Regions from separate parts of the Homo sapiens genome. Here region 2 is linked to region 1. A link is an interaction called in ENCODE POLR2A ChIA-PET data of the cell type or tissue named here. Cell type or tissue: Panc1. All regions are shown on one strand.

The links. ChIA-PET counts read pairs that join two places held together with the same protein. Peaks named below come from ENCODE experiments on the same cell type or tissue, not always from the same donor. Only the 100,000 strongest peaks of a DNase experiment are listed, where the experiment ranks them.
Region 2: POLR2A ChIA-PET joins it to region 1 with 7 read pairs; 5 of 35 experiments call an interaction of 5 or more read pairs at or near these places.

What each region holds. Positions count from the first base shown.
Region 1 is chr1:236,367,492-236,371,491 of GRCh38, reverse strand. It overlaps a transcript of EDARADD not described here. Among named protein-coding and RNA genes, the nearest start is that of EDARADD, 25 kb to the left of the region's middle. In Panc1, no CTCF peak of the experiment used is centred here; no DNase peak of the experiment used is centred here; H3K27ac peaks cover 1,784 bases.
Region 2 is chr1:236,135,029-236,139,028 of GRCh38, reverse strand. No RefSeq gene overlaps it. Among named protein-coding and RNA genes, the nearest start is that of GPR137B, 5.5 kb to the left of the region's middle. In Panc1, CTCF peaks have their summits at 1,154 and 1,365 (motif pointing right); no DNase peak of the experiment used is centred here.

The DNA.
Region 1 (4,000 bases):
GATGTCTTCTCTTGCCACTCCTTTTCAACATCATACTGGAAGTCCAAGCTAAGGCAATAAGACAAAAAAAGGAAATAAAATATATTAATTGGGAAGGAAGAATTAACACTGTCTTTGCAGATAACATGATGGTCTATGTAGAAAATCTGAAATATTCAATGACAACAGCAAAAAAACCTCCTGAAACGAATAAACAATTACAGCAAGGTTGCAGAATCCAACATTAATATACAAAAGCCAATCACTTTTTCATATGCCAGCAATGAAAAAGTAGAATTTGAAATTAAAAACACAGTACCATTTATATTAGCTCCTCTAAAAATGCAATACTTAGGTATAAATCTAACAAAATATGTACAAGATCTATGTTTCTTGGGGGGTACTATGCAAACCTACCCCTAAAGTCCAAGGAAGCTGAGAGGCTGAAGAAAGAGGCTGACAAACTCAGATTGAAACTGCCTTTGCAAAATTATGATTGAGACAGTGAAAGACGTCTAAGTTAACCGACTCCATCTTGCTTCTAACCTCCAAGCTGTCCTTCTTTATTCCTGGGTGTAGGCTGAACTAACTTTGAAAGAAACTTAGTTTATAGTTTACAGTTTAAACAAAGACCTCCTTCTTGCCTGGGGACTAGATTGCCTTTGTAGGAGTAATATTAGCCACAAGATTATAAATTATGGTTTAGGAGTCATGCAGCTGGAGGCTACAAGCTTCTGACTCTCCCTAAACTGCTCCTAAGATCAGTGTGCTTGGGATATTTTTCCAACCCTGCACTTGATGGATCAGCTGGCACCACCCTGATCAATAAACTGGCTCATCTGATCTTGTGGCCTCCCACTCAGGAACTGACTCAGTGCAAGAAGACAGCTTTGAGTCCTTATGATTTCATCTCCGACTGATCAGCACTCCTGGCTCACTGGCCTCCCCCTACCCACCAAGTCATCCTTAAAAACTCTGTTCCCCAAATGCTGGGGGAGACTGATTTGAGTAATAACAAAATTCTGGTCTCCCACACAGCCAGCTCTGTGTGAATTACTCTTTTTCTACTGCAATTCCCCTGCCTTTTTTTTGGAGACAGAGTTTTGCTTTGTCACCCAGGCTGGAGTGCAGTGGCATGATCTTGGCTCACCGCAACCTCTGCCTCCCGGGTTCAAGCAATTCTCATGCCTCAGCCTCCTGAGTAGTTGGGACTACAGGCACACACCACCAAACCTGGCTGATTTTTTGTATTTTAGTAGAGAGGGGGTTTCACCATGTTGTCCAGGCTGGTCTTGAACTCCTGAGCTCAGGCAATCTGCCCGCCTGCACCTCCCAAAGTTCTAGGATTACAGGTGTGAGCCACCGTGCCTGGCCAATTCCCCCGTCTTGATGAATCGGCTCTGTCTAGGCAGTGGGCAAGATGAACCCTTTGGGTGGTTACATGTTTCTTAGAAAGAAATAGTTAATAGGGACTTCTGAACAGAAGCCATGACTGTGTCTTGGGTGGCAGTGAGACAAGATGGTGGATCCCTGCAACCTTATCCCTTAGACCCAGCACTTACATACCAAAGAGAAGTGGTGGTTCAGAAGGGATGTGTAGGACAATTGAAGTATGATAACATCAAGGATAGTTGAAATATGATAACAATTTTTTTTTGCTTTTTTGGTTTTTATTGAGACAGAGTTTCGCTCTTGTTGCCCAGGCTGGAGTGCAATGGTGCAATCTCGGCTCACCGAACCTCCACCTCCCAGGTTCAAGCAGTTCTTCTGCCTCAGCCTCCCAAGTAGCTGGGATTACAGGCATGCACCACCATGCCCAGCTAATTTTGTATTTTTAGTAGAGACGGGGTCTCTCCATGTTGAGGCTGGTCTCGAACTCCTGACCTCAGGTGATCCACCTGCCTCGGCCCCCCAAAGTGCTGGGATTACAGGCATGAGCCACCGCACCTGGCCGATGTATGATAACAATTTTATGATAAGTACCGGCTCTTATACAAAAAACAATGGATAAACTGGAAATCTTAGACGGCTTCCTGGAACAGGGGTTAATCAGAAGCCAAAATGGCAGATGAGGATCCAAATGAAGTTGCTTTGGCCTCTGCAATCTGTATAAGGAAAACAATAAAAGAAAAGATGAAAGAACTCGAAGAAGAACTAAATAAATGAAAAGATATTTCATGCTCATGGGCAAGGAGACTCAATATCATCAAGGTGACAGTTCTTCCCACCTGGATCTATAGATTTAATGCAACTTCAGTCAAAGTCCCAGCAAGTTACTTTGTGGATATCGACAAACTGATGTTAAAATGTATGTGAAGGGTCAAAAGACCTAGTAGAGCCAATTCAATATTGAAGAAGAATAGCAAATTTGGAGGATTGACAATACCTTGCTTCAAGACTTACTATAAAGCTAGCTATAGGCTGGGCACAGTGGCTCACACCTGTAATCCCAGCACTTTGGGAGGCTGAGGCAGGCAGATCACTTGGCTCAGGAGTTCAAGACCAGCCTGGGCAACATAGCAAGACTCTGTCTCTAAAAATTTGTTTTAAAAAGGCATATTCCTTACCTCAAAAATTTACATATTCTTGGGAAGACATACACAGATAGTAAAAGAAAAATACATAGCTGGATCATGGATTGTCAAATGATTGATACAGAAAGCAAGTACTATAAAGCTTAAAAGAAATAGAAATATAAGAGAAAGATTTTTTAGAGTTGTAAAGTTCACAAGACTAACAAGAGGTAAAAGTGTTGTAAGAATGACTGGATAAAAGCCGCATGCGGTGGCTCACGCCTGTAATCCAAGCACTCTGGGAGGCCGAGGTGGATGGATCACCTGAGGTCAGGAGTTCGAGACCAGCCTGACCAACATGGAGAAACCCTTTCCCTACTAAAAATACAAAATTAGCCAGGTGTGGTGGCGCCTGCCTGTAATCCCAGCTGCTGGGGAGGCTGAGGCAGGAGAATCGCTTGAACCCGGGAGGCAGAGGTTGCAGTGAGCTGAGATAGCGCCACTGCACTCCAGCCTTGGCAACAAGAGTGAAACTCTGTCAAAAAAAAAAAAAAAAAAAGAAAAGACTGGATTGGGGCTGGGGTGAGAGAACAAAGATTATGAAGACAAGAGAATAATGTGAATGGTTATACAATGAGAAATCGAACAATAGCTAAATAACACTTGGCTGAAGTAAAGATTTCTACGGGACATAAGGTTGGAAAGAGGTGGAAAAGCCCGACTGAAGACCTTAAATGCCGGCCAGAGGCTTCCTTGTGATGCTGATGGTGGCAAATATTATGAGTTATATGATGAAAGTTTTATGACTTTTTGGAGGTATAGAACTTAATTTTGACTGGATTCCCAATATTTTATATTACTTACTGGGATTGGATTTTTTCTTTTTATTTGAGACAGGGTCTCACTCTGTCACCCAGGCTGCAATGCAGTGTCTCACTATGTTGCCCAGGCTGGTCTCAAACTCTTGGGCTCAAGTGATCCTCCTGCTTCAGCCTCCCGAGTAGCTGGCACTACAGGTGTACACCACCACAAATGAATAATTTTTTAATCTTTTGTAGAGACTAGGTCTCGCTGTGTTGCCCAGGCTGGTCTCGAATTTCTGGGCTCAAGTGATCCTCCAGCATCTGCCTCCCAAAGTGCTAGAATTACAGGCATGAGCCACAATGCCCAATCAAGAGTATACTCCGATTATGCTTTTCCTCTTTATTTTTCATTAGAGTCAGTTATGAAATGTATATCAACAGTAGCCTGTGTCTGAGTAGGTCCCTTTTTATAAATAAATAAGCCAAAACATCTTAGCCCAAATGTCTCATTTTAGGGTTTGAAAAATATTGTGGCTGGGCATGGTGACTCACACCTATGATCCCAGAACTTTGGGAGGCCAAGGCTGGAGGATCGCTTGAGCCCACGAGTTTGAGACCAGCCTGAGCAACATAGTGAGACCTCGTCTCTACAAAAATGAAATAAAATGGGCTGGGTGCGGTGGCCCATGCCTGTAATCCCAGCAC
Region 2 (4,000 bases), 230 kb after region 1:
AATTCACCCACTGGCATGAGGAGTCTGAAATAGCCAGGGTCTCAACTTTTATTTCACTTAAACCACACTTGAATCTCCTGGGGTAGAAGAGTTCCTCCTTGGTTACTAAGACCTTCAAACTAGCCAAGCCTAGAGGCGAAGGAACGGGAAACAAAAAAATTTGCAAGTAAGTCACTGAGTGTTAGTGAAAGGTGCCATTCTCTTGGTTCCTGTAGCCATGTATCCTGACTGCAGGACAAATAGCACGATATGTCAGCTTTGGGTTCAGAAGAAATTCTATATATTATAGGACACCAATGCTACCTTTCTGTGCATTGTTGTCCTGCAGGCACAATAACTAAGCCTACAATTGGTCATTCCACCACTGGATAAGGCCAGCTGCTACTTGAGGGACAGAAATTAGCCTACCACGTTTCTTCTTTTAGTATAAAGTGAGGTCCTTGGTCAGAGCAATATTGTATAGGATACCATGATGATGAGCAATGCATTCAGAAAGTCCCGGGACAATAACGCAGGCACAGGAGGCAAAGAAAGTCAGTCCAAGTTCAGAAACATTGTCTATTACAGCAAGGACAAATTGCTGATATCCTACGTGATTAAAGAGGTCTATATAATCTGCTTTCAGGTGGCTGTCTAGGACTTCCCCTGAGTTTGAAACCTCTTGAAAGGCTCAGAGTTGGCTGGCGATACTCATGAAAAGCCAGGTCAGCCTTGGTGGGGAAGTCCAGATTGTTACAAAATGGATCAGTCAGTCCCTGCCTGCATGGTCACTGTGTCCATGAGCCCATTGAATAAGCAGTGGGCTAACTGGGGACAGAAGATGTCTTCCATACCCAGGGCAGGTAGACATGTCCACCTGAATGCTGAGAGCCTCCAGTAGAGCTGGGTGTTTTGGGGAACCTGACTTGGTGGCTTGATGGATCAAAATAACATGCAGCTCAAGACGGGCAGCTCAGACTCCATGGTAATCTGCCTTCTTGATGAGACATTCAGTCTCTTCCACAGCCCAGGAGCAAGCCATCTCTTTCTCTCAAAAGAAAAATAGTTATTTGACAAATAAGGCATGTATGTGTTCCCAAACCCTTATAACTGACACTGTGATTCTCCTAACAGGGCTTGTCACAGGTAATGTACACCTCTCCAATCTGCCATTGACACTTTGAGCACCGTTAGATCCACGGAGTCATGGATGACAAAACAGATGGCATTGCAGCCTGAACCAAATGGAGCATCTCCTCTGCCTTGAGCCCCTTCTCAAAATTAGCTCCCTTTTGAGACACCCCATAAGTGGGTCAGAGAAGCCCACTAATGTGACAAATATTGCTTCCATAAATAGGACCTCAAAGCATTACGCTTCTGCTTCCTGTAGGAGGCGGTGTCAGCTGTAATATCTCATCCTTCATTTTGGAGGAGCTATCTCAACCTAGACTCCCTGAAATGCTTCCGTGAGGTCACAGGCCCCTGTAGACTCATGAGATTTACATGTTTCTTACATGCCTAGAATAACTGCCATCTCTGCCTTGTGGGTCCTCATAGCATGATGTCATTAATATAGTATCACTGTGATGTCCAAAAAACATTAAAATGATTAAGAGTTCTGAAGACCAAATTGTGGCATGAAGCCAGAGTTGACCTAACCCTGAAGGAGATAGGAAAGTATCCTTACTAGATGAGACAAAGTGGCTTTTGGAGTTCTTCACTTATTGGGAATGAGAAAAAAACCATTTTCCTCCAGAGGCTGTGTGGGCTTGCTGTATTGAAGTCACCACCATATGAAGCTTATGATTACCTGTTTTATTTTCCAAGACCCCTCCATCTGTGTACCAACTGAACAGTTAGATGAAAAAGTGATGGGAGTTTACCACTTCTTTTTTTTTTTTTTTTGAGATGGAGTCTCGCTCTGTTGCCCAGGCTGGCATGCAATGGCGCGATCTCGGCTCACTGCAACCTCTGCCTCCCGGGTTCAAGCAATTCTCTTACCTCAGCCTCCCGAGTAGCTGGGATTACAGGCGCCCACCACCACGCCTGGCTAATTTTTTTGTATTTTTAGTAGAGACGGGGTTTCACCATGTTGGCCAGGCTGGTCTTGAACTCCTGACCTCAGCTGGTCTGCCTGCCTCGGCCTCCCAAAGTGCTGGGACTACAGGCGTGAGCCCCTCCGTCCGGCCTTTTTTTTTTTTTTTTTTTTTTTTGAGGCAGAGTCTTGCTCTGTCGCCCAGGCTGGAGTGCAGTGGCGTGATCTCGGCTCACTGCAAGCTCCGCCTTCTGGGTTCACGCCATTCTCCTGCCTCAGCTTCCTGAGTAGCTGGAACTACAGGCGCCCGCCACCATGCCGAGCTAATTTTTTTGTATTTTTTTTTTAGTAGAGACGGGGTTTCATGGTGTTGGCCAGGATGGTCTCAATCTCCTGACTTCGTGATCTGCCCGCCTTGGCCTCCCAAAGTGCTGGGATTACAGGCGTGAGCCACCGTGCCCAGCCTTTTTTTTTTTTTTTTTTTTTAGATGAAGTCTCGCTCTGTTGCCCAGGCTGGAGTGCAGTGGCGTAATCTTGGCTCACTGCAACTTCCGCCTCCTGGGTTCAAGCGATTCTTCTGCCTCAGCCTCCCGAGTAGCTGGGATTAGGAATTTACCACTTCTTTGGCATCCAAGTTCAGGTCTGAGAGTTGGATGCGGGTACAACATTCTCTGATGGGATGGTTTAATTCAGATCTAGGGAGTTTTTATTTTGCTTTTGTCAACTATATTAAGCAGGTCCACAGAGGACCGCCCATCTCATTTGTCCTAAGAGCTCATATTCAATTAGTTTCTGCCAAAGATCTTTGATGTGCAGGCAATTCTGATTGTCAGACTGGCCATTCTCAGACTGGTCATGATCATCTTGCCTTCTATTGGGATAACCTCTCCCTTACTGGTGGTTGTGCTGCCATTGAACTCTGGCACCCAGGATCCTGGCAAACATGAGGGAGTCCATTCATCTCCAGCCGCTCTCAATAGCATCCCTGATGTACAGAGTATAGCTACGACAGTACTTTTGAGATATACTTCTCTCACCAGTGTCTCTCTCGGTGCCTTGACAAAGGGAGTGTCTTCTGGTCCCTCTCCAGGACCAGTTAGGGGATTGGTGAGTGGGATTTGCACAATAAATCCACAGCAACATTCCTATTTCCTGGGATTCCTGCTTCTACATTATGCTTGATAATTTCAGACCTCTCAGCTTCTCTTGAATGATGTGGGCTGCCATCAATTCCAGGTTTCATTCAACCAATGAACCAGACAAACAGACCCCTCCCTCTGCTCCAGGAAGCATATTGAACTAGAATCTCTTGGTAAACAAATGTTCTTTGCCTCCTACTCTGGTTTAGCACCCTTAAAATCCATTCCCACATGTATTCTGAAGACTTTTTTTCCAGAATAAAGAGCAAAGTCTTGTAGTTATTTTGGTGTGTAATTCTCCATCCAGGGTTGGCTTTATAAAATGAGGGATATGTTGGTATCTAGTTCTGTCTTTGAAGAAAATGAGAAGTGGGAGACACAAGGCAACTTGACTTCCTCAGGCAAGAACCATAGTTCTTCCAGCAAGGCAGGAACAGCCTCCTCACACGGAGAGAAAGGGCTGCTTTCTGTGATAAGGGGAGCTTTGTGCACTGAGTCCTTAGTCCCATCTGTCCCCATTCTCCATCCCCTGATTCCAACTCTTTCCAATCAGTCCCCGAACTATCACATAAGAGACCAGAGAAGGCTGTGCATTCAACAGATGTTGAAAATCAGAAACCTGGCTCAGTGCGGTGGCTCATGTCTGTAATTCCAGCATTTTGGGAGGCTGAGGCGGGAAGATCACCTGAGGTCAGGAGTTCGAGACAGCCTGGCCAACATGGTGAAACCCCGTCCCTACTGAAAACACAAAAATTATCTGGGTGTGGCTGTGTGTGCCTGTGTGTGCCTGTAATCCCCACTACTTGGGAGGCTGAGGCAGGAGAATCACTTGAGCCCGGGAGGCGAA